Linked DNA regions of Mus musculus: region 2 is linked to region 1. The links are chromatin loops, found by intact Hi-C in ENCODE. Cell type or tissue: heart. All regions are shown on one strand. Each heading gives the region's core, and the rest is flanking DNA. Links, peaks and the distances in the headings are about the cores only. Region 1 overlaps Bckdhb (branched chain ketoacid dehydrogenase E1, beta polypeptide). Region 2 holds the start of Tent5a (terminal nucleotidyltransferase 5A).

Region 1 (12,188 bases), core at 2,864-10,863:
CGTGAAGTTTTGTTGAAACAGAATCATGGAATAAGACAAAGTATGAGCTATGCTGGGAACAAACACGTAGTATGGAGAGGTGTGGCATTTAACGGACACTTAGAGTCTATAGGTTAGCAGCTACACTTAGTCTTGATTCACGAGGGTTAGTGTTAGTGTAAGTGACACAGTGTGTGTACACATGCCAGTGTGCACAGGGAAAGATGCATGTCAGACATCAAGAAAGCGGATACAGTCAGATGAGAAACATGTTCTCCTGATATCCCTGGACTCTGATTCTGTTCCTTCTCATGGTTGTAGCCGCTGGAGTTCCATAATCTACACCATAATTCATTAGTATAGAGATAGTACCACTTGTAATAATATACCACAAGGAATAATGTACTACTAGTACTGTCATTAGTAATAACGTATCTAGGAGGCTGGAGACCGTGTTTTCAAACCTGGTTAAATGTGTTTACCCATTAAACTGAACATGCCTCTGAAATAGACAATAAGCAAATGGCTTCCCTGAGAAAGTGCAGTCATTTAGTCTAATTTTTGCTCACCTTAAAGTTTCATTGACATGATCTCAACTACCATTTCTTTTAATGCCCTTGTCTATACGCAGCACAACATCCATTGCCAGTTGGTTTGTGTTCAGGACCTGTTCATAAGATGGCACCATGCTTGTGTATGCAATGGTGTCAGTGTTTGGGGGCTGATTATGGGATGGATCGCCAGGTATGGCAGTCTCTAGATGGTCCATCCTTTTGTCTCCGCTCCAAACTTGTCTCTGTAATTCTTTCCATGGGTGTTTTGTTCCCAGTTCTAAGAAGGGGCAAAGTATCCACACTTTGGTCTTCGTTCTTCTTGAGTTTCATGTTTTTCGCAAGCTGTATCTTATATCTTGGGTATTCTAAGTTTCTGATTTTGCTGAAAGGACCCTGATATAGCTGTCTCTTGTGAGACTATGCCGGGGCCTAGCAAACACAGAAGTGGATGCTCACAGTCAGCTATTGGATGGATCGCAGGGCCCCCAATAGAGGAGCTAGAGAAAGTACCCAAGGAGCTAAAGGGATCTGCAACCCTATAGGTGGAACAACATTATGAACTAACCAGTACCCCCCGGAGCTTGTGTCTCTAGCTGCATATGTATCAGAAGATGGCCTAGTCAGCCATCAGTGGAAAGAGAGGCCCATTGGTTGTGCAAACTTTATATGCCTCAGTACAGGGGAACACCAGGGCCAAGAAGTGGGAGTGGATGGGTAGGGGAGTGGGGGGGACGGTATGGGGGACTTTTGGGATAGCATTGGAAATGTAAATGAGGAAAATACCTAATTAAAATTTTTTTTTAAAAAAAGCGGCACCATGCAAAAGCGATTTCCTTGCCATGCAGAAGGTTAGGTCCTTAGGGCTTCTCTGTTTTTATTATTGCTATTTATCGTGGGACAAGATCCACTTAGGTGCTTGTCCCAGAAAGCACTGCCCAGGCACACCCTGCCCTGAGAAGAGGGCCTGAGAATGCTTCACTACTTGATCTAGCAAAAGTTCATGTTTTTAAAACCCTAAGGCAAAGAGTACAGTTTTGATTTTTCTTTAAAAACTTTCTTGCAGCCAGTCATGGTGGCGCACGCCTTTAATCCCAGTACTCAGGAGGCAGAGGCAGGTGGATTTCTGAGTTCGAAGCCAGCCTGGTCTACAAAGTGAGTTCCAGGACAGCCAGAGCTATATAGAGAAACCCTGTCTCGAGAAAACAAAACAAAACAAAACAAACAAAAAACCACTTTGTTGCTTTATTTCTCTTTCAAACCACAAGTTACTGATTTGCCAGTGCGCTGTTTAAGGAAGATGGAGACCAAATGAGTTTAACTGCACAGAAGGACACATAGCCAGCACTATCACTCATTAGACTCTAGGCTCTTTACCTAGATTATTTTATTATCAGTACTGTTAAAGCTGCAGTCCCAAACAATATTATGAAATAGGAACTACTGTCACCTCCACAGGTAAAATGATTAAGTACAGAAAGGGTTTACAACTTGACCAAAATTCACACTGCAAGTATGTAGCTGAATTTAACTATGGCCTTGTAATTCTAGATAGCCAAATTGCTCTGAAATCTGTCTTTTATAAAAAGAAAAGATATGCTAGCTTCCTTCAAAGTTGAAAGATATTTCTATTAAATATTTGTCAGCATGTGTATTATGTTCAGAACACTGGAATTAATCGTGTGATGGCTCTTCAGTCACTTAAGTTTATCTAAGTGTTATTGACAGGAAGGACAATATTTTACATAACCTTTAGCTGAATAATCTTTGTGTTTGTTTTGTTTAAGCAGCAAAGTAACTTTCCAAGGATTACAAAATGATCAACTAATATAAAGGGTGTTTTATAATCTTGATCCATTTTAATAAGTACAAATATGAAGGAGTTTTACTGTCATTTAGTACAATTTATTGTCAATAGCAGCAAACACCTATACTGTGGCAGTAGAAGTTTGAGAGCCTGCCTTCTTAGTACTCAGTTCTTAAAGCTGGTGCTGTCTGACTTCTGACCTGAGGCAGTGTATCTGTGGTGAGTTCTGTGTGTGGAGGGTTTGGTCTGGAATTCACCATACAGCTGGTATTTCCTAGTGCTCAGATACACCATGGCTGAATAACCAGAGGTATAGCACAGGGGACTCGAACACTATTTTATTTCTTTCAAAGCTTTTACTTATGTTCTGGAGGAAATGAATAAATCATTCAAAGTAAACATTAAAGATAAAATAGGAGTATATAACACAAGATAATGCCATGTTCTCTCTTTTAATATTTTTCTCACTATCGAGACATAGAGGCAGAAACTTCGCAGAGACAGATCTTTATTGTGATAATGTTTTAGAAGGGCTGTGTCTGTGTTTGTTTCTCGGTTGGGTGGTTGCTGTAGCAGAACTGGGAGTGCAAGTGGTCTTCTGTACCAACCTCTCCTTTGTCCACGATGGCCTCCCACTCGAGTGTCGAAGGTCTTTGGTTTCACTAAAGGTAGTTTTATTTGCATGAATTGTGAGTAGTGTCAATTGGTAGCTGAAGCTACTATTTGGAATCTCCAGGCAGCAGCAGTGGGAAACTCCTCACGTATGATTCTGCATTCTCAGGTTTTCATTCTATTCCCCTCTCCCTGACATTGTTTGTTTTGTGTAACCTTTATTATTATTTATTTTATCAGCCACTCTTGCATTAATGGGAGCAGAGTGTAGATGGAACTGTTCTTAGATGATGCTACGTGCCTTGGCTGGTATCTCAGGGGAGTCCGCTCCTCCTCTCTTCCTCCCAAACCGTCATGAAGGAAGTGATAAGAACTTCTCAGATGTCAAAGGGAAAATTGTACATGGCCTCGTGACAGCTCAAGAAAATTGGATACAGTCTAACGCCACATGTGAATGCCTCTGAGACGCCATCCCATAACTCTTTCCTTTTCACTGCTCCTAATCAAAGAAAGAAATGTCTCTTCTCCTCCTACCACTGCCCACATATCCTTACATACGTGCTTCTAGAATTGTTTTTACAAGCCTTTAACATGTAATTATCTGAGAGGTCATTTGCATTGTTCTGGGCTTAAGAGTCACCTTGAAGTCGGTACCTTTGCTGAGCTCTGACAGCACCATATGGCCATAGCTTGGGTTGATCTGGGTTGTAAAGATAAACAGATGCCATTTTACTTAAAGATAGCTGGTGTCTGAGGTCAGCTGCATTTTAGGAAGTTTTAAGCAAGTTTAAGCTTTGTGTTGTAAATTCCTTATGGTGTTCTAAGGAAAAACAGCAAGTAGGGAATTTCTTCTAGGATTATCAATGACTGTTTAAGGTAAATGAACGTATCTCTAGCATATAACGTTGAATGCAGAGGATGCCCCCAAGGAGTATGAGAAAAGGCTCTGTGCACAGTCTTGAGTCAAACTTCCCAGGGATGCTTTCTCTGCCCCACATCTCTTTCAGAAAGTGCTTTTGGGGGAAGAGATGTGCTGTTGAATGAGGGGAGAAGGAAGAAGATACGTGTGTGTGTGTGTGTGTGTGTGTGTGTATGACTCAGAGATAATGTTGATGTGTACAGCGAGACATGCATTTAGTATCATAGCTTTAGTCAGTTTGACCAATGTCACCCTAAAATTACAATTGTGATTTAATGGGAAAAAAAGAAGCAGAATTAAAGATTGTTTTAAATGAGCAAAAGGAGTGTTAGAGAGAACCAAGAGTTAGAAATAGTCAACATTTTGCTGAAAATAAGAAAGTCTATGGGAGAGTAATTCAAAAATAATTACTGTCATAATGATATAGATATCCCTCAGAATCATGTCAACAGAATATGAGGAAGCCTACACGCTAAGAGAATGTCAGTATTTTCATAAATTCTCTCAGGCATTCTTATGAAAGGTGCTTGCTCTGTGTAGACTTGCTCTATGTATCTTGTTATCATCTCTAGAATTAGAGCAAGGTAAAATTCCTTAGTATCTTTCTCACCATTGCTTTATTTATGATTTGGATTTTTGGACTTGATTTAGTTAATATGCAATGTATGTATTCTCTTTTAATGTCCTCTAAACTGAGGATTTTAATTTCATATATGCCAATTGTGAAGGTCTGACTTTTTTTTTTTTGTAAGCAAAGTAAGAAATATCAAAATTGACTCAGTGAAAAAACAAAAACAAAAATCCCAAATCTTCATCTAGCATCTATGATCTTGGGCTTGTAGCTTGTCTTCCCTTGAAGGTAGAAATAGACCCAACTGACTGTTATTGTTAGGTTCCACTGGCTGCCAAAGCTGGTTTGTAAACTGTCCTAAAAGAGAACTGAGAATTTGAGCCATTTCATTTTACCAAGTTTAAATTGAATTATGAAGTTAGCCTAACAGACCCTGACAATGCCAATTTAAGAACATTCAAGGGTAGACAAACCTTCTCCACAAACAGAAGTGAATATGTAACAAACTGAATCTTGGGCTGTTCAAGGTCAAGCTGAACTGATCTAGGAGTGACAGGTGGGTTTACGTTAAGTAACATATGATTAAAAGTTGTTAGAGTAGCTGGCTTCGAGGAGAGAGAATCAAAATATGAATGCATGGTGTTTTGCTCTGTAATCTTAAACAGTTAACAGTGTCAGAGCGAAACCTCTCCTAGCAGATTAGCAACTTGGTTGGTACCTGTTACCTACCAAAGATCGATTACAAAAACATATGTAATGGCAAAATGTTGAAAGGATTGGCTTTTAAAATTAGGACTCATTTAATGCTATTTGTTGCCATGTTAGATGCCCTCCCTCTCCAGCGCATGAACACAAGGAAGGATTGAAAACCTACAAGGATAGGAGAAATGAAAAAAAAAAAAGTGTTATTTATTGACACAGAAATTTAAGCAGAGACTTTAATGATGTTGTTATAATTGCCAAATAAAACTTGAAAAATTTCTATTTGCCAAAACATAAGTCTTATTTATAGTAGCAACAATAGGAGATGGGGATAATGCTTAAAAAATTCATTTGAGACGTTTAGGGAAAAACACTAAAAAATAATTTTTAAATGATTCATAAGGAAGTTCATAGGTTGGGAACTCATCAGTATAATATGCTATTTATTGTCTGTTTTATCTCTAGAATCATTCCCACTGCAAACAGATCTTTGCCTGTTTTTCTTACAAATAATTTCTTATCATTCTCTTTTTTTTTGCTTTCATTTTTCACCTGTATTTATGTGTGTGCCACATGAACCATGGCCAAACACCAGCTTGCAGTTCTGTCCTTTCACCATGTGGGTTTCTGGGGTCTCGAACTCAGGTCATCTGGCTTGGTGGCAAGTCCCTTTAATCTCTGAGCCACTTGCCATCCCTTTCTTGAGTTTCCAGTGGATTCTAAGTGTTTTAGAAGTAAGGGCCCTAAATAGTCAAGCGACGCCAAAGAAATTTTCTGTTGCACAACGAAGAAGGAACAGCCTGCAGCAAGAGTATGGGAGGACTCTGTGTTCCTCATCTGACTCCGCACACATTACTGCCATGACCACATCTGCTCAGCTCCGTACCTACAGAACCAGGACACCTAGCCAAGTTATTCGATTTCACTGCTACTTTTAACCTCTTCCTCTTGCCATCTTGGACCACTGTCATCAGGGATTGTGAGAAGAGAAGCTTCGCTTCTAGGTGTTAGAACAGTAGCTCTAGAGCTGGCTGGTTAGATTCAATGCCCATTCTGTCCTGAAGCTGCTGGTGACTGTCGGCTATTTAATCTCTGCTTCCATTTCCTCATCAGAAAATCAGGAAAACCTTAGTGACCCTTGCATGTAGTTATTAAGATTAAATGAATCAACCTGCTTAAAGCTTACAGAACATCGCCTGCCATTCATTGCACAGTAAATATTAGGTATAATGATGTTGTTGTTATTGTTATTCCTTTGCATGGTCTTGTTGCTCAAAATAATTTTCTTCTTGTGTTATTTTCTTATAATACTTTGCATTAGCTTTAATTGTACCTTAAGTGTTAAAAAAAATAGCAGATTTATTTAACCAGTAGAAACTGAACACCAGGAATAGAGCCATGAGCTTGTCTTTGCAGAGAAATGACAGTTTGCTCTAGAGATATTTTAAACACAACTACCGAAGAATGATTCACCGGTACAAAGTTTGTCAACTGTACAGTTTACATAGATGGTAGTGCCTGAAGGCTCCATTGAGAATATAGAATTCTCTTTACAATTTGAGAGACGAATAAAAATGGATACAAAAAACAGTGGTTGTCTAGATAGACCAGCCTTTCATAGAAAATGCAATTATTTAGTAAACGCTGTGACCATGTATGTATATGTTGATGGAATACTACCATTTCATGGCAAATGATCTGGAAATTTTAAGGAAAGGATAAAGTAGGCAGAGGAGGTTCAGCTTTGACTTTGCCATGAGTCACATGCTATGGATTGGAATAAGCCATCCCTGCTCTCATGCCTTTATCCTGACCCTGGCTCCTTCCTGCGGCTTGGCTTCATGCCCAAGTCTTTGGGATACTGGGTATGAGGCTTACTGAGAATTGATGAGCAACTGATACAAGAAAACCACAGCGTGTTCCTGGGAGGTGAAGGCCGCTTTCCAGAGCGTTCATGCAGCCAGGCTCCAGCCCAGCCCAGCCCAGCCCAGTGGCGAAACCACTTTTCTGGGCTTGCTGCAGAGCCCTGATCTTCCCAGCCTCTCCTGCCAGTTAAATTACATAACTCTAGTGCAGTCGGAGATGTGCTCTCAATCTGAGAAGTAGTTTCCACATCCAGCTTTTCTCTCTCAGAAATGTAATGGCATTGGGGAAATCAGTTTTATTCCGTTGTTCTAGGGTTAGAAGTTATTATTTCACACGGGGTCTTCTTTTGAGGTATTTTGTATTTCATCTTGGTTTCTTTATCTCTAAAAGAGAGATGGTCATACCTAATGGACCATGCGATAATATTTGCAGAATCCCCAGCACACTGTCAAATAATAGTGATGTAGTGAGCTTATATCTCCTTTATTCCTACCCCAAAGCTGCACTCACCCAGTCTCTCAGCCAGCACTTTTGCTTTTAGGGCTAGAGATTCTCTGTTACCTATTTTTCATATATATCCCCTTGAAAGAGCTTACATTTTCAGTTTAGTAAATTAAAACTTAATGATCTTCAGGTGCGTTCTTTGTTGGCTTAAAAAAGATCTTGTAGAACATAGCAAGAACATCATTGAAAGGCAACAGAATTATAGAATCTATCCAGCCGTTATTGAGAACATAGGATGCATAGTATTTACTTAAGGCATATTTGTTTTTTTATGAAGTGTGCTGTACATGGCCAAGTTGATATGTTAAATATTGTTTTCTCATTCCTTTTAGCAGAATGTGAAGCACACATTTCATATTGGAGGAAAAATTTTTATTTGTATGTAAATCACTTAAACAAAAAAGTTAATAAATTAAAAAAAAATTCATCCATGGAGCTATGTCTAGATATGTTTTGAATTCTTGACCTAATGAGTTAAAATTAAAAAAAAAACCTAAATATAAAAATCCTTCCTTAAGTAAATTTACAAACCATTTTACAATTTGATCAATCTAGTTACAGTTTTTCAAATCCAAAATACTTCAAAGGGCTCAAGCTGAAAGATGGACATTGTCCTCAATGAACTATTTTTAATAATAATTTTTTAAAAGCACATACCCATGTTATTTATGAGCTAGATGCACAGAGCACCGTGGGGTTAATTTTTCCTCCTCCTCTCAATGCCTGCATGTTTGTTTGTGTGTAACACTTCAGTTTTGTAATCTTGATTGTGCTGTATGTGTTTCGTTTTCTGCGTATTATGAGCATAATTACATATGCTAATTTTGTCCAAAATCGTTTAGCGGGTATAATATTCCATTATTTGGAAGTAGCTTTGACACTGCGCCTGACTAGTTAACTATTTCAGGACTGTAAGCCTCAGCAGAGATGAGGTCACTAAGTGTTCACCGTCAGGGCACCTAAGTGTGCTTTCCTCTCATATCGCATAAAAGTAACACCAGTCATTATGTCACACTGCTTCGTTTGTACGTAGATTTTTAAATATTATTCCTCAGATTAAATGGGGGAAACTTCTGTGGTAGAGTTTCTTACTCAATGATTTTTTATTGTTATAAACATACATGCATATATGCATACATGCATAATTTAACTCAAATGAAGTAGCATAACTTTATATCAGCCATTATCGTATAACACCCGTATTTCTTTATGTTAAAACTCTTGTCTATTATTAACAGCACAGACGATTGAGAATCAATTTGAATATTGGAGCTATTCAGAGGATATTTTGTCTCATGCTGTCATGCCTCATCTTTGATTTTATTAAAATATTATATCTAAATACTGTATAATATTAAATTTGGGTAATTTTAGTTGAAGTACAAATAGTGGTATCCTGTTTATAGTTCTTTATTGGGACAATGTAAAGAATAAATTGTTTAAATAAATATAGAGCACCTACGATATAGAAAGCATAGATTGAATGAAACATCATTTTCCTTCCTGATAACACCATAAGTGAAAGCATGAACTGGTCCGTAAAGAAAAATCACACTGGAGCATTTTAAAAAGTGAAAGTACCCGTGTGGGCCATCTCTGCCGTCAAGCGTGTTGTCAGACTCCAGTAGTTTCTAAGATTTCCTTCATGCGCAGTGAGTTGCAGATTCTGGAGAGTGGAGGTAGCTGGCGGCTTTCCATAGGTAGTGTAATTTCAAGTTTAGCGTAATTTAGCTTGACAGTTAAATCATGAAACAGATGTTAAAACATTTGCAAAGCCCAGTAAGTTCCTTTTTAATTGGCAGCCTGATCACCTTCAGTATTGAAGCTATACTTATATTCTTATCTCAGATTTTCCTTAAACTGTAATGATTTAGTGTGTACGTGAGAATCAACCGCTGTTCCATATCACGTGACAGCGCAGCCCGCAGAACTTCAGTGCGGTCTGCTGGTTTCCCGCGTTTGCATTTTGCTACCAACTTTCCTCCCCTTTACCTGGACTTTAACCCCAGGTCTTCACAAGTTTAGAGAATACGCTCTTTTCTTTCAGAAGGTTGCTTCCTCATAGCTGGGAAGCTTGTACCAAGTGAGTACTTGATGGGACAATACATGTGTTAATACCGTTTATTAGTAACGCTCTAGTTAATGGAAAATCATGAATGCAAGGTGCGTCCCATTGGCTTCTTGGAAGGCACATGACCTTCCGCCTTGACTTTTGCTTTCTGTGTCAGTTTGGGAGGGAGAAAGCCCATCATTTTTTATTTCCTTCTCTCAGTTGCTAGCTGCTTTTTCCTTGCTGTCTGCATGTGGGCTCAGGAGTTGGCTAAGGGTTTTGAGGATGACCTTGTTTAGTGCACAGATTCTGTGGACCTCGGGTAGCAGCTGAGAGAAGGTGCCATCAAGGAGCACTCAGCTGTGTCACTCTTACTCTGCCTGTCCTTAGATGCTCCGAGTTGGCTCTCAATAGTCTTCTCAGGACAGAATCTTGGGGTGGGGTTTACAACTAGAGGGTTGTTTCTCCAGAGACAAAAGGGCTGGCCCTATCAGCCTCGTCCATCGCTGTTTTATTTGGATTTGCTCATTGGGGTCAGATGTGGTCTCTCTTGACTTTTCTAATGACTTTCACTTAGGGCGTCTGTAGTTTCTCTCCTTCACCCTTAAGGGGTAGCCTTGCTCTAGGATACAGATGTCCGTACAAGTTTCCTATTGCTGCCTGAATACACCGTGACAAATTTAGCAGCCTAATAAAACACAAATTTAGTCGCTCAATCCAATACAAATTTATTTTCTTATAAGTCTGCAAGACTGGAGTCTAATATATGACTGTAGGCTAAAGGCACAGTATTGATAACAATAGTGTTCCCTTTGCCTGTGGTCATGACTCCTTGTCTATCTTACAAAACAGTAAGGTTGTGTTCTTGAACCTTCTGCTATAGTCAGGTCTCCTGCTTCCTGCTCACAGCTGGATAAATCGTTTTCAATTTTAAGGTCTTAAGATTGTATTGAACTTACCTGCATGATCTAAGCTGCTATTCCCACGTCACAACCCCTAATGTTAGTTAAGCCTTCACAGTCACTGTTTGTCTTGTAAGGCAATGTGCTCATAGGGAAAGACTGTTGTCAGGCTGTTGCCAGGCAAATCCTCTGCCCGAAGTTTTCTTTCCTCACGTTATTTTTCCTCAGGCCATGTGAGTCTAGAGACTTGAATAAGATAAGCTATTCTTCCTCATGATGGTGTGCCCAAGATAGAATTACTTTCAAGGCATAAAACCTTGATGTCTAGAGTTGGGTTTCCCAGCTAACTGCAGAATGGATTTACAGGCCTCTAAGTTCTTCCCTCTGTGGTCCTCCATAAACCAGTGAGTTTTTCCCCTCAATCCTCAGTTCCTTAAATCTCCATGTGTATTGTATGTGCTCCGTGGCTGTGGAACTCCAGTGATCAGTGTGGAGCTCTTAAAACCAGAAGAAATTGTTACTCATTTATGTCTAAATTGTTTTCAGTTTCTCATTTATGTCTACAAGACATACAATCAGTAGTTTAAATGATGGGGCCTGTGCCCTCAGGTTTGTAGCCATCTACCTAGGAGACAGACATGAAATTAATCATTACTATCTACCAGATGGATGTGCATGAATAAGTATGTATTTGAACAAGTATACACATACTTGGTGTATGTTTTAGTGGAAGCATAGGTCTTAAAAAGCTTAAGGGTCTTTGCACGGACTCAGGACATTAACCAGCTGAAAAACAATAGCCTTTCTAGATATGTAAGCTTTCAACTTTCAGAGAATCTTCGTGGAATATACTTTTCCCGGTGAGGTTTTTGATATTTAAAAGAATATGACATAACTTGTAGGTTTCTTCCCAGTTCTTAGTTCTGGAAGGAACTGATAACACAATCAGAATTCCAGTTGATCCTCACTGGGTATGTGGCCGTGTGCAGTATTCTTTACTATAATTCCCAGTTTACCCATTGATAGTTTTTTCCTCAGTGAATTTATTATGGGCTTTGAAGAGTCAGAGAGCCCCATACAGAGGGCATTCAGGTGTTAGACTGTTTCATCGCCGTTAAATATCACTTGCTTTCTCCAGTTGTTCACCGTGTTTCCACTGTGATTATATAAAGCAGATTTCTTGGTCCAAGGCAGCTTTTGCCTCTTATGCCTGCAGAGTTGACTCTGGATGCTCAGGGAACTGTGCAGCATACCAGAAGTAAATGTGTGAGGGAAATCAGGTGGCTACAACTTTGAGGTGTGAGAGTATAAGAATTCAGTTTCCTATCAAGATAAATTTTAGTGTTTATGTCACATAAAATTCATGTTGTCTTTTTCCATATGTATTGTTTGTAAATCTGATGAGATAATTTAGAGAACGATCACCAAAGAAAACTTATACTCTAATTAAAACGGTGTAAAGTAATTCTTTTAAAAATACTTTGGAACATAATAAACCATCTGCTCTTTTCAAGGCTGACTTCTCAGCCACATGTTGTATCTGCTTCCAAATCTTCAATGAGCTAGGAAGCATTTTTGTATAAGCATCGCTACGTGCAAGTAATATTAAACTTTAAACGCAGCAGATAAGAGCATTTACACATTAGTCTCAAATGAATAAAGGACATTTTATCAGATTTAATATTTTTCATAGAACAAGAATAAATTGAACTTTGAGGAAATCAT
Region 2 (12,188 bases), core at 2,342-10,341, 1.2 Mb after region 1:
AAGTCCATCCCCCTGTAAGAGTTCTTGAGGCAGTTGAATTTACTGCAGATGAAGTAAACTTTGTAAAAGGACACAGTCACAGGCTAAGTGTTCTCTGACATGCCAGACTGGACACGTGAGAAGAACCTTCAGAAGGCAAGACTTCTCCCTGTTTCAAAGTAACAGTACACTAGGCCAGACAAACACAAGAGCAAACAAACCGTGGGCACTGATTAGATGCAGAGAGAGCTGTCCTTTGCTCTGACATTCAGAATTTTAGGCCACACATCCACAAAGAGAGACACATATTCCCTTGCATGTTCAACTACATATGCACAGGACTATAGTATGCACAAAATAGAAATAAATTATATAAGGGTTAAAGTAAATGCCAAAAGTTGCCTTGAACACAGCCTGTTCTATCTGAATGTTGCGTGCTGGTTCTTTTGACTAAGTTCTTTTGACTTAGCTTGCAGCTAAGTAAGCAAGCAAGGAATAGAAAATACTTGAGAAAGTAAATGATAAACATTATTTTCTAATAAGGCCCCTTCAAACAAAAACCTGTGCTGTCAGTTAACAGCAGGCTGCTACTATGGCAGAGCCCAAGATCTCCAGACTTTTCAAAACAGTGGACAACTCATATTTGCAGAGTTAGCATGAGCAGAAACCAGGTCACCAGAAAAGCCTCTGTCCCCCGCCCCAGCAGTCCAGGGGAACTTGCAGGAGAGCTAAGTGGGCTGGACTGTGGTTTCTGATAGGTGAGTTCCAGACTTCAGCTGCAAGCTGAACAAGGTTTCCTGGGACTTTGTGTATGATTTTTCAAATGCAGGGCAGTGAAGGGGAAAACTGGACCACCATGGGAGTAAGATCAGTTCCTTATAAAAGAGAGTGGCAGTGTTGGGGGCTGTGGCAGCTTAGTGAGGATTCTCAGGGAAGCTGTCCAATCAGAGCCAATCTGGTTGCTGTTAAGGCTTCAGATACAGATGCACAGAAGGGTGGTCCAGACAGATGAACCTGGACTAATCTGTCCAGCAGAAGCTGAGAGATGCTGAGATAACATCATTCATTGCCAAGGTGAGAGAGTTACATTCACCCTAGCATCTCTGTCACTGACTGGCTCTGCAAAGGAATGACCATACCTAGCAGTCATTCACTAAGGTTCCAGGGGACTGTGTGATTGTTTCACAACAATAAGGGAAGGTTTTTAATGCATTTGTTTCATTTTTTTGAAATGTTATTTTTCAGAGATCAAGGTCTACAGAGCTGGGACAGGAGTTAAGTTTAGCTGTCGCTGAACATGAAAATATCAGTTCACGACACAAAGGTACACAAATGGTCTCCTGGGAGAGAAAACTAAAGCTGGGTTTGAGCGAATACAACGTGATTTAATTTAAGGTGCAGTACTACATATTTCTATGCAGTGTGACAACCAGATCAAACATATTTCATATCGGATAAATTTATAAAATGTATATATATGTATATATAATATAGATATCCTATATATAAACTTTATGTAATTGTGCAAATACTCTTTAAAAATGGTCATTTCACATTTATTAAATTCTAGTGGTCCAAAATGTAGAATGCACTCATTTGTATTTTCATTTAAATATTAGGAAGTAGTGTTCAGGTTCCAGAATTTTTTTTCCGCAGTTTATGGATTTAGTTATCCTATCTCTGGTCCATGATCCACAAGTTCTAAGCCTTGAAGGTATGTGATTCCATTTATTTAAGGGGGAGGGGTTCAGACTCTCAAAATGTCAAGTAAGTCAATTAAAAAGTATGCTACCAAATATTCTTCCATTTGTGAAGTTCTCTGGCTCACTGAAAATAAGAAAAAACTCACTATAAATGTGTAATCTCTGCTTTTCCTACAAATATATTACTCATTTACCTCCACTTGTCTTATTTTTTTATGGGTTTTAAGTCATCATTGCAGTTTGCCCATGTCTTCTAAGATCCTACCAAAAACATAAAAAGCACTATATTTAAATTTTTCCTATTTGATACATTATTTTAGATCATAGACAAAGTAGTGTGTGTATATATACATACATACATATCACATATATGTGTGTGTGTATACACACAAACAATATATACGTACCTATGATAACATCACACCAAACAATATCAACTTTATATAGGTATTTGCCAAAAAAAAAAAAAAAAATAGGGCATTTCCTCCACCATTCACAAGCTTATATGTTGTTTTATTTTTTTTTCTTGAGTCCCTGATAAAATAAAATAATTATTAAACCATAAAATAACCTTTTCCACTTCAAATCTTCTGAAAGCAACAGGCACTTTGATGTGTATTGGTGTGTAACAAATATAGTAACTCTTTATATATCCTATTCTATCTCTTCTGCTTGGGAATTTTTATCTGTTAAATCTTTGGTCCTTGAGCATGTTTTCTTGGCTACAGCTGTTTTTTGCTTGCGTCTTCACATTTAAAATAATAATAATAATTAAAAAAAACGCAAGCTACGCACGAAGCTGGAATTAACGGGTCGTGTCATCCTTAAGTTCTGCTGTTTGTTACGAGGACAGCATCGACTGACTGTTGGTCGGTTTGGACTGTTGGTTTGGATTGAGCTGTTTCTCTGAGGAAAACAGGATCATTCCAAAGAGAGCACTTGCTTCAAAACAGACGGTAATACCTTCTAGTATAGTAGCCCTGCTTTCCCCTGTTACTTTCTGACCTCCTCGTGTGATAGGCAAGGCTTTCCTCCTCTGTGGTTTCCCATTTGTGAATGCCATCTGAAAAGTTTGTCCACCATTCTCTTCCCTATGGCAGAGCTATGGGAGTAGCTACTGCAAACCCATATTGTCAAAATCAAGCCTTTTTTTTTTTCCTTTTTTAAAATTCTCTTGTTATTTTGGGAGAATCTGGCTGCTTTTTACCAACAGGCCTCGTTTGTTTCAAGATACCATCCAATTGGGTAGAGACCATAGGTGAGGTGGGTGGCTAGGGAGGGTGACAGTTGAGATCCTGCTCCTGTACTGATGGAAAGATCCAAAAGCATTGCCAACTTTAAAATCAGGAGCAAGTCCTCCGTGCACTAAACACATCCCTAATTAGGACTGGGTCACTTCCCTTTTTGGTGTTGTGTCATAATTTTTCTTCCTTTCTTTTTTTTTCTTTCTCTCTTTCTTTCTTTTTTTCCCCCCTGTCTTACTTGAAATGGCTTCCCCATGGGACATTTTTTAAACATTCTTAGTTGCAGGGTAACCAAGTAGAGTATGTCTGCTGCTGGCATGTGAACACGGGCTGAACTTGTGCAATGTAGTAATTGCTAAAGTTAGCATCTGCAACATAGGGGGCCGGCTGGTAATAGCAAGTGACATTAGCCACATTAGGAATGACATTTTGGTCAGCTAGCACCCGGATTGCCAGCATGGTGATAAGGTTTAAAGTCTGCCTCCTTTCATGTCCCATCAGGCACACCGTACTCTCGTTTACCACTCCATGAAGGGTCATGAGATAGTCATACTTGCGGTCTTCCAAGCCCACGAAGTGGTTCTGCAAGTAGGACTCCAGCTTTCTCTGCTGCTCTCCGATGTCTGAGAAGTCAATAAAAAACCGGGAACACATGTACCTCTGGAGGGTCTTGATCTCCTCGGAGGCAGGCCTGAAGCCCCGCACTAAGAGATTGCAGTACTTAAGCAGGCCTCCCCCTCTTATTTCCTCTGGGTTCCTGGTGGCAATGATCTTGTTGCAAAGGTGATCAAAGGCTTCGTGGAAATCACCATAGACACTCTCACCGATGATGGTGGGGTGAAATGTCTCAGTCATCGGGTTCTCTGAACACTCGTAAAAGAGGAGAAGAGAGTCTAATTTGATTTGAAAAGAATCTACACTGAATTCAAACTGCCTCCGCAGGGAATCCACAAACTTCAGCTCCACATTTTTGCCACTGTTGTTTGACAGGGATATAAGGCTCCACCGGTCAGAATCATTGCACACTTTAACCATTTTCTGCACATAAGCCTCCTACGATGTAAAAGAAACAAGGAAATGAACAAAGCTGGTAAAGGAACAATAAATGTGTCTCAGCTGCTTTGCTGAGAATTATTTTGCTCCTTCCTGTTTGTTTTGTTAAGTTTCAGCAAAACACTACCTACGAGCTTAAACGGTCTTCGGAAAACAGGGGAAAAAATACATTTAACGAGTAGTTTTGCCGTCTGGGAAAGAGACTAGAAGTAATAGTTTGAGGCTTTTGGCAGACACAGCAGCATACTAAGACGTTCTATTGTCATGTCTGAGTTCAAATGTTATTTTTTGAAGATGGTCTAATGGGCACAATATTCACCCAGTATCCACAGAGAGACAGACAGTGTCGTGAGTTGGCCTCTCTCAGCCTGGTCTCCAACCACCCCGTTCTCCTCCCCCTTAGGCAATCAATCTTATCAGTCGAGTGTGTCCCTCCAGCGACACTCTACAGTTACAGCCAAAGAGGAACTAAATTGCCTTCAGACAACTTTAATTAATTATACAAAACGCCACCTAAACCGAAGGGGAGGGGCACACTATTACACCCTCGACTCTGTGAATTAACAGGGAAAAGCATCAAATATCTTAAACGCCGAAGTCAGTGGAGTATGGATCGATTCACATTTTCCAATATAATAAAAACCATTGACTCAGTTCTGCTTCAGGCTGCTATTTTTCCCAAAGTCTAGATTACAAGATGACTCAAAAAAATTATTTACATCATTCCATCCTTCCACCAATCACGTTATACTCTGGACAAGAGTCCAGCAAGGAAAGTCAAGAGTTAAACCATAGAGAGAAGGAAGAGAAGGAAACGCAGAGGAGGAAGCACAGAGTTGTGGCGCTGGATCTCCCAGGAAACTAAAACACTCCACACCACTCACGCGCATTAGTGCGCTCGTGAAAAAAAAATAATAAAAAAATAAATAAACGAACTCACTATGGCCATACTGACGGCAGTCAAGGCAAGCTGGGCTTGCTTTCTCCCCACCCCTGCTCTGCCCAAGCCCATCAGGTGGCTTTACCTTGAGAGTGAGCGGTGTGATCTTCTCCTTGTTCACCCCTTCGGGCAAGAAGTCTAACAGGCAATCCAGAACGACGTCCTTCACAGTCTGAAACTCCTCTTCCCCACGCAGGTCAGCGCAGAAGATGAGGTCCAGGTCCTTGTAGCCTAGGCCACTGTCCTGGTGCAGGACGTGACTGGCGGCTGAGCCGTTGAGGCGCACGTCGCGGACACCTATGCCCTTCTCTTCCAGGCGCCTCCTCACCACCTTCACAATCAGGCTTGGCTGCAGCTCGAGCGTGGGGAAGTTGCCGCGCCCGTGGATCGGGATGGTCTCGCTCAGAATGCCGTCCAACCGCTGCACTTGCTCCCAGTTCAGCACATTGCAGTGCGCCGTGGGGCTTTCGCAATAGTCCGAGCAGCGGTCGCCGAAGCTGCTGCCGCCGCCGCCGAAGTCACCACCCAGGGGGATGTAAGGGCCGCCGGTCAGCTCGTCCTCTGCCATGGCAAAGTACCCTTCGCCCTCGGCCATGTAGTGCCCTCCGAAAGCCACTTGGCCTTGGTCAGTCCTAAGAGGAAAGAGTGGATTTAGGGGAGCGGCAGAGAGGTGTGCGGGTGAGGGGACAGGGGTCCCGCCGAGGGGCCTGGGCTTCCCCTCCCCGATCGTGACGCCCATAGTAGCCCTCCTCCCCCAACCCTCACCGACCCCAATGCCCAGCCGCGCGCCGCGCCCCGCAGAGCAGCCCCGCACCAAAAGTATCTCTGATGCATCTGGAAAGCACAAGCGAGAGTCCCGTCTGTGTCACCTGGAGGCGGCCGCCCCTTCTAGGAGCGCAGGCGAGCGAGGAACCGCGAGGCGGACACACTTCGCAGGAGCTGCGAGTGCGCTCCCGGCAGCGGCCCGCGACTTCTCCGCGCCGACCCCCGCCGCGCCCTGAGCGTTCCCGCCCCTTGCCCGCGCCCCGCCCGCGCCCCCGCTGCGGTGGTCTCGGAGGTGGCGGCTCTCGACGCCGCCGATGCCACCGCGCACACTCGCGTCTCTGGAGCTTTAGCAGTTGTGCGGGGGGAAATGTCTTCAGTACTTTTTTTATACCGGGCTTCTCCGCGCTTCCGGGGCCCCAGCGCGCAGCGCTCGCCACACCCTCTCATTTGCATAGAGCACCGCCCCCAGCGCTGGGTGGACAGTCGCCGGAGCTCAGAGCTGCTGGAGCTAGGCCAGGGTGCGCAGCCCCTGGCTATGAGCACAGACAGATGCCTGTGGCTCCTACGTGTAGATTTATCCATTTCTGCACGTCCACACACGCGCGCGCGCACACACACACCCCTAAAGAGGAGACACTTTGCCTCAAATGTGATAGATGGCCATCAAAACCGGATCAGGGTTAAAAATCACGCAACTATAGAAACTTCCCAAGCCTAGCCTTCTGGCCGGGTGGAGCGCGTCATTGCCGCGTAACTGGGTCTCCTGGAGGTTCCCTCAACAGTGTCCGTTTGTGGCTAGACCGCCGATTCCACTCTGGACCCTGGGCCAAGTGTGGTCTCCAGAGGCAACTGGTCACGCACGTCAGTCTCTGTGAGGGAGGGGGAGGGTTTGCTGAGAACTGAGTTTCGATTCTCGAAACCTCGAGAAGTGCTGGTGGGGGGGTGGGGGTGGGGTGGGGAGTCCGGTACCAGCCAGCCAGCCTGAGTGCGCGTCCAGCTGCTGCCCGCGAGCTGGGCAGGCGCGCGTCTCCTATCACACAGCTCCGCGGGCTCGCGGCCAACCCGCGGGGTCTCGGAGCGCAACCCCAGCAGTGCACGAAAAGCGGCCGCCAGGGTGGCGGTCCTTCGGCTCAGACTTGGGAGAAGCGCGTTCCTCGCAGCCTCTAAGGTTCTCAGTTCTTAAGCGGATAAAACGTCAATGATCAAAGTAGGCTCTGGCTTCTTACCGGCCATTAAGGGCAAATTTAAAAGACGAGAAGTTTCTCCCCCTCCAGCTTCAGTCGCCAGTGGAGTGCTTAAGGGTTGGAAAAGGTTATCTCTGCGCTCTGGCACCGCACTGTTTGCTAGAAAGCTCCCTGCTTTCGCTTGTCCACTTCCTCCGCCGCCCCGCTGCTGCCTCCGTTCAAAGTAATGCTTTGCAGTCCTTGATCCAGGTAGAGGCTGTGAGCCGAACGAGGCAGTCAGGGTAGAGAGGAGAGGCCCTGAGATGAACAGCCATTACCCCCATGACCCTAGACAACTTCAGAGAATCAGCCTCTGAATTTAGGGAGCCCTGGTCTAGAAGCCCAACCTGAGTTGAGGGATGGGATGCAGGGGTGTCGCCCACGCAAATCTAGCTGCGTGACAACGCCGCCCCCTGCTGGTGCCCCGTGGAGCTGTGAGTCCACAAAATGGAGAAACTAGAAGCCAGGCTTTCTTAGCATAGGCCGAACCTAGGCCAAATTGGATTGAGCGATGAAAAGGAGACTTGGATCCCAACCTTGTTCTCAAATCCCACTGCTTCCTTTCAGGACATGTCCAACCATGAATGCTACCTAGCAACACATTTTGTATATATGAAATTGTCTGTGTATATGTGCTCGCGTGCCTCTGTGTGTACGACAATCTCACATGAGCTTGCATGTGACAGTCTAGCTATATAGCTCAGACTGACCTAAAAATCAACCTCTTCTGGAGTGATGTGATTACATCTGTGAGCCACCACCTCCACCCTGAGCTCTTCTACACACCTTACAGCCTTCAGGCCAAGAAAGGGGCCATAGGGGGTTGGAAATAAAGGGATTAAGAGGTAATGATCGTGATGGGCTCAGGCCTTGAACACTCGTTTGACTGTGAATGCTCTCGCCCTAAGAGATGTCAGTGGCTTAGTTCTTCCGTCTTGGGGGGGGGGGGACACTGAGGCAAGCACCTGCAGCAAGGGGGACAAGTAAGAGAGGAGAATACTCTTCTTTCTTCCTTTTTTTTTTTTTGGTTTTTGAGACAGGCTTTCTCTGTATATCCCTGGCTGTCCTGGAACTCACTTTGTAGACCAGGATGACCTCGAACTCAGAAATCTGCCTGCCTCTGTCTCCCAAGTGCTGGGATTAAAGGCGTGCGCCACCACCTCCCGGCGAGAATACTCTCAATAAAGCTCAAAGATAGAGTGTTTACGTAGCTCTCTCTGAATTTAACGAGAAAGAGAGAGAGAGACAGAGAGAGAATAAAAAATATTTTCTTGATAAAGTACCAGGAATGATTTTCTTCAAAGGCTGATAATTTTGAGTCTTCTTAAAATAACGTCAAAGTGGCTGGTCATATATTAAATACATTGCCTTTATATAAAAAAAAAAGCAATAGTTCAGCCCCACTCTCATTACTTTGTACAGCGTTTTAAGCTTCCATCAAAAAGCCTGAGGAAAATGAAGCTGGAAAATAGAGTAGCCTGTGAGCAGACTAGCTCCTTACTCACACGTGCGATGTGTCCTAGGAGGCTGAAGACTCAACTGCTTTAGAAAGTTGCCAGGGCGGGGATCCTGACAAGAGGGCCCAGCCAGAGCTTCTACCTTTCCACTTCTTGGGCAGTTGCATCCTATTCTCTAAGTGGGGAGACACCACTCCCCCCCTCAAGAATGGGCTCCCTTCTTTGCACAGCTGCTCCCAAGATCTCTCCCAAGAACAGGAGTCTTGGCTGAGACAGGCCTACTGTGCCATACCACGTGCTAGGGAAAAGAAGAGTCCCAGCCACTGGCCATGGTGGGGAACACACCATTTCCTCTAGCTGGCAGTTCTTTGTGGATAACACTTCCTTAATAACAGAGCATTCCACACTGCCAGGCTTAACTAGACCCTCCTGCCTGCCTCCCAGACTGGGACATCTGGGGCAACTCACTCTTGGCTGTGCCAAGGAAGGCAATTGAATTATTGGATTAATATATGCCTGCTGCATAGAAAAGCTACGGGTTACACACTGCTGAATGGAAGCATATGTTCTTCATTGCTCCTCTTCTGTCGTCAAAACGAGGTAATATTTATATTCTGGAAAACTGCAGCCGTCCTTACACGAAACTGCAAAGTTTGCAGTTGTGAGCACCCACTTGCTTTCTGTGGACGGCCAATGGAAGTACTAAATAAGAAACTCTGTGTTTCCCAGAACATTCACAGCCAAGACACTTCATAGCATGGCTATTCTGGGATTAGATTCACATGGACTTGATGTTTGGAGAAAGGATAGGAGGCTTTAGCTTCTGGGCTTATTTGGTAATTTAGTCTTTCCCCTTGAAAATGAAAGAGAAGAAAGACCAATGGCAATAGGATAAGGCTAAAGCCACCACAAGGAGCTGGAGAGACAGTTCAGTATTTAAAGGCACCTACTGCTCTTGTAGAGGACACCCCCCACACTCCCAGCTTGGTTAACAATACCCATGTCAGGCAGCTCACAATAACCTTAACTCCAGCTCCAAAGGAACCAAGCGTTTCCACATGCCCCGTAATATACACTCACGTATGCTGCACACACACACACACACACACACACACACACACACACACACACAGATGGGGGGTGGCATGGGAAGAGAGATTCAAGTGATTGAAAAAATTCTGGAAATACTAAAGCCACCACAAAACTGAAATCATGTATTTAGACTACTTCTTGGGAAAGCAAAATATCTTTATCTGAATTTTTTAAATGGAAAGCCTAGTAGAGATCTTTGAGGAAAACATATCATTTATAACTAGTTGTTCTTGATTTGCAACTTATAGTAACAATCAATCCAGATTTAGCGCACAGTAAGAGAAAGTCCAATTTTGGCCTTAATATTAAATATGCTAGTGTGCACCACACAGTATGCTCAATTTTTTTGTTGTTTTTTGTTGTTGTTGTTGTTGTTGTTGTTGTTGTTTTGTTGTTGTTGTTGTTGTTGTTGTTGTTGTTGTTGTTGTTTTTCGAGACAGGGTTTCTCTGTATAGCCCTGACTGTCCTGGAACTCACTTTGTAGACCAGGCTGGCCTCGAACTCAGAAATCTGCCTGCCTCTGCCTCCCGAGTGCTGGGATTAAAGGTGTGTGCCACCATGCCCAGCTATGCTCAATATTTTAAATATGTTATTTCTTGAACTAGGTTCTCCCCAAACCACAGCTTTGCATTTTATATCCCTATTACCCAGATTGGGAAGTAAGGCATTGGAAGGTCAAGTGTCTTAGAGAGGTGGCAGAGCCTTGGCACACCCATCCATCTGTCTGGGAGTCTCTTGCATCCTATGGGTTGGCATTCTCCCTGCCTTCTGATAATCTTTTTAAGCTTGGAATTAACCTGGAGTTGTACTTTCTCTATTTCTTTCCAAGTAGTAGATGTTCATTCTGACATAGCATTGGGAGCACACATGTTTAATCTTGAATCCACTGCTAAGAGCCAAACTGACTGAACTGATGGGGGTGACTCCCCCCCCCCCAAGCCCGGACAATGACCTCTGCAGTCATGGAGAACTAGCAAGCCAGCAGCTTCAATGGGGAAGTTTGCAGAAAACTCTCACAAAAGGAAACACAGTGGGAGGTTTGGAGATGGCCCAAGAACACTAGTAGCTAACGGAGTCAGTTCTCTCTTCTTGTTCTCTCTGATTCATATCTTCCCAAAGATGGCTTCTGAAGATAAGAAGTAAACAAACAGGAAACAGTTCCCCAAGCTCATAGCCAGAAGGAGAGGAGAAAGAAGAGTCCAGAGAACCAGTTACATCTTTAACTTCTATCTTCACAGCCCTCTGTCCAGCCTTCCTCCCATAACTATGTTGTTCTCTTTCCACACCAGCTTCTTCTCTTCATGACCCTCCAACTTTTGCTGCATCTATCCTTTGACCATTTCCACCAACCATGGCAAGCCTGTGGAAGCACACTGCAGTGTTGGCAGAAGAATACTAGGATCTGGGATGTGAGCTCTGACCATCCGCCTCATTCAGAGGACAAATCTCAGTAATTGGTGACAACCAGTTAGGTGACAGCTTCCTTTCCAATCATGGACACAGGTGTCATCTCACAGATTTCCTGAGACCTCTTTGCTCCCCAGTGAGCAGTGGCTCCATAGCAACTTATCACATCATTCTATGTAGAAGTTAAAATGTCCAGAGGAACTGTTTCTAAGAAAACTTACAGGTGCTTGTAAAAAACAAAAGATTTTTATTGTTTTCTTCAAGGAAATACATGTTTCAAAGACTAGCAACATCCCAGGATATAACATTTCTAAGCTATTTCAAAAATAATGTTACAAGTTATTGCTTAATATGTTATTAGTAACTTTATTAGTTGTTTTCTGTAGTTGTAATAAAAGTATCATGACAAAAAAATTATAGAAGGGCGGATTTATTTTGGCTTGTGGTTCTAGAGGGTTATGAGACCATCATGATGATGAAAAGGTATGGCAACCAGCAGAAATGGTGGCCGGTGCAGGAAGCAAGTGACCATACCCTCGAATTGTGAGCACAAACCAGAAAGAGCAAACTGGATATAGGTGAGGCATTTTACAGTGAATTCCTCCAGCAAAGCTGGAGCACGTAAGTCTCCATGGAGGTCCAAGTATACAAACGTTGAAGACTCCGGGGAACATCTCTTGTTCAAACCATCATGGTGACCAATAGCTGTCATTAAAATGATAACAAGTATCATTTAAAAACGTGTGACCCTTATCCCTCTAAAGTACATCATTGTGTCTTCAAGAACTACTCTGCTGCTTCTAATGAGTACAAGTGAGGATAGACTGGGTGATTTCTGCCTTGTTTGTACGACTAGTCATAGAAGAATTAAGGTTGCACAATCTCCCATAGCAGCCTCGTTGTAGAGTTCTATATTTGTGTAGATTTAAAGCCAGGAATGCTCGTTTACTTTTAGAAGGACTCTCTAGCTACTCACGTGGTCCTCTGACTTGGCTACATCTTCACTATTGGGTTGCTGAGTCTCTTATTATAAGTGCACTAAGGGGTTATTATCAAGTGTATTCCTTTGATCCATCTGACCACAGAAAAATAACTCACAGTTATTCACAGTTGTCGATCAATGAATTTACAAAATTCCACAGAGACAGATAGCAGTTTGGTTGCCACGGCTTATGGCATCACATTAAATTCAATACCGACTTCCCCGTTGTAGAATTCTTCATCAATGCTATCAGCCTGAGTTTTCTGGTACTGCCAAGGATGATGATAATGCCAACTTTCCTTCCTGTGTGGACATCTTGGTGAAACGTGACTGTTTCAATCGG

The links. Hi-C counts contacts between places; a loop is a spot of excess contacts. Peaks named below come from ENCODE experiments on the same cell type or tissue, not always from the same donor. Only the 100,000 strongest peaks of a DNase experiment are listed, where the experiment ranks them.
Region 2: it touches region 1 in a loop (2.7-fold over the local background); 2 of 42 quality-filtered maps call a loop at or near these places.

What each region holds. Positions count from the first base shown.
Region 1 is chr9:84,087,234-84,099,421 of GRCm38, forward strand. All of the region lies in intron 9 of Bckdhb (branched chain ketoacid dehydrogenase E1, beta polypeptide), which reads left to right. Among named protein-coding and RNA genes, the nearest start is that of Gm46124, 69 kb to the left of the region's middle. In heart, for the core only: no CTCF peak of the experiment used is centred there; a DNase peak (open chromatin) is centred at 7,118.
Region 2 is chr9:85,321,255-85,333,442 of GRCm38, forward strand. It overlaps Tent5a (terminal nucleotidyltransferase 5A), which reads right to left and starts at 5,896. Exons shown (of 3, transcript NM_001160379.1): 1 at 5,789-5,896; 2 at 5,005-5,551; 3 at 1-3,979. The coding sequence starts at 5,514. The coding sequence ends at 3,203. In heart, for the core only: no CTCF peak of the experiment used is centred there; DNase peaks (open chromatin) are centred at 3,397, 5,437, 6,177 and 7,287; H3K4me3 peaks cover 4,241 bases; H3K27ac peaks cover 3,562 bases.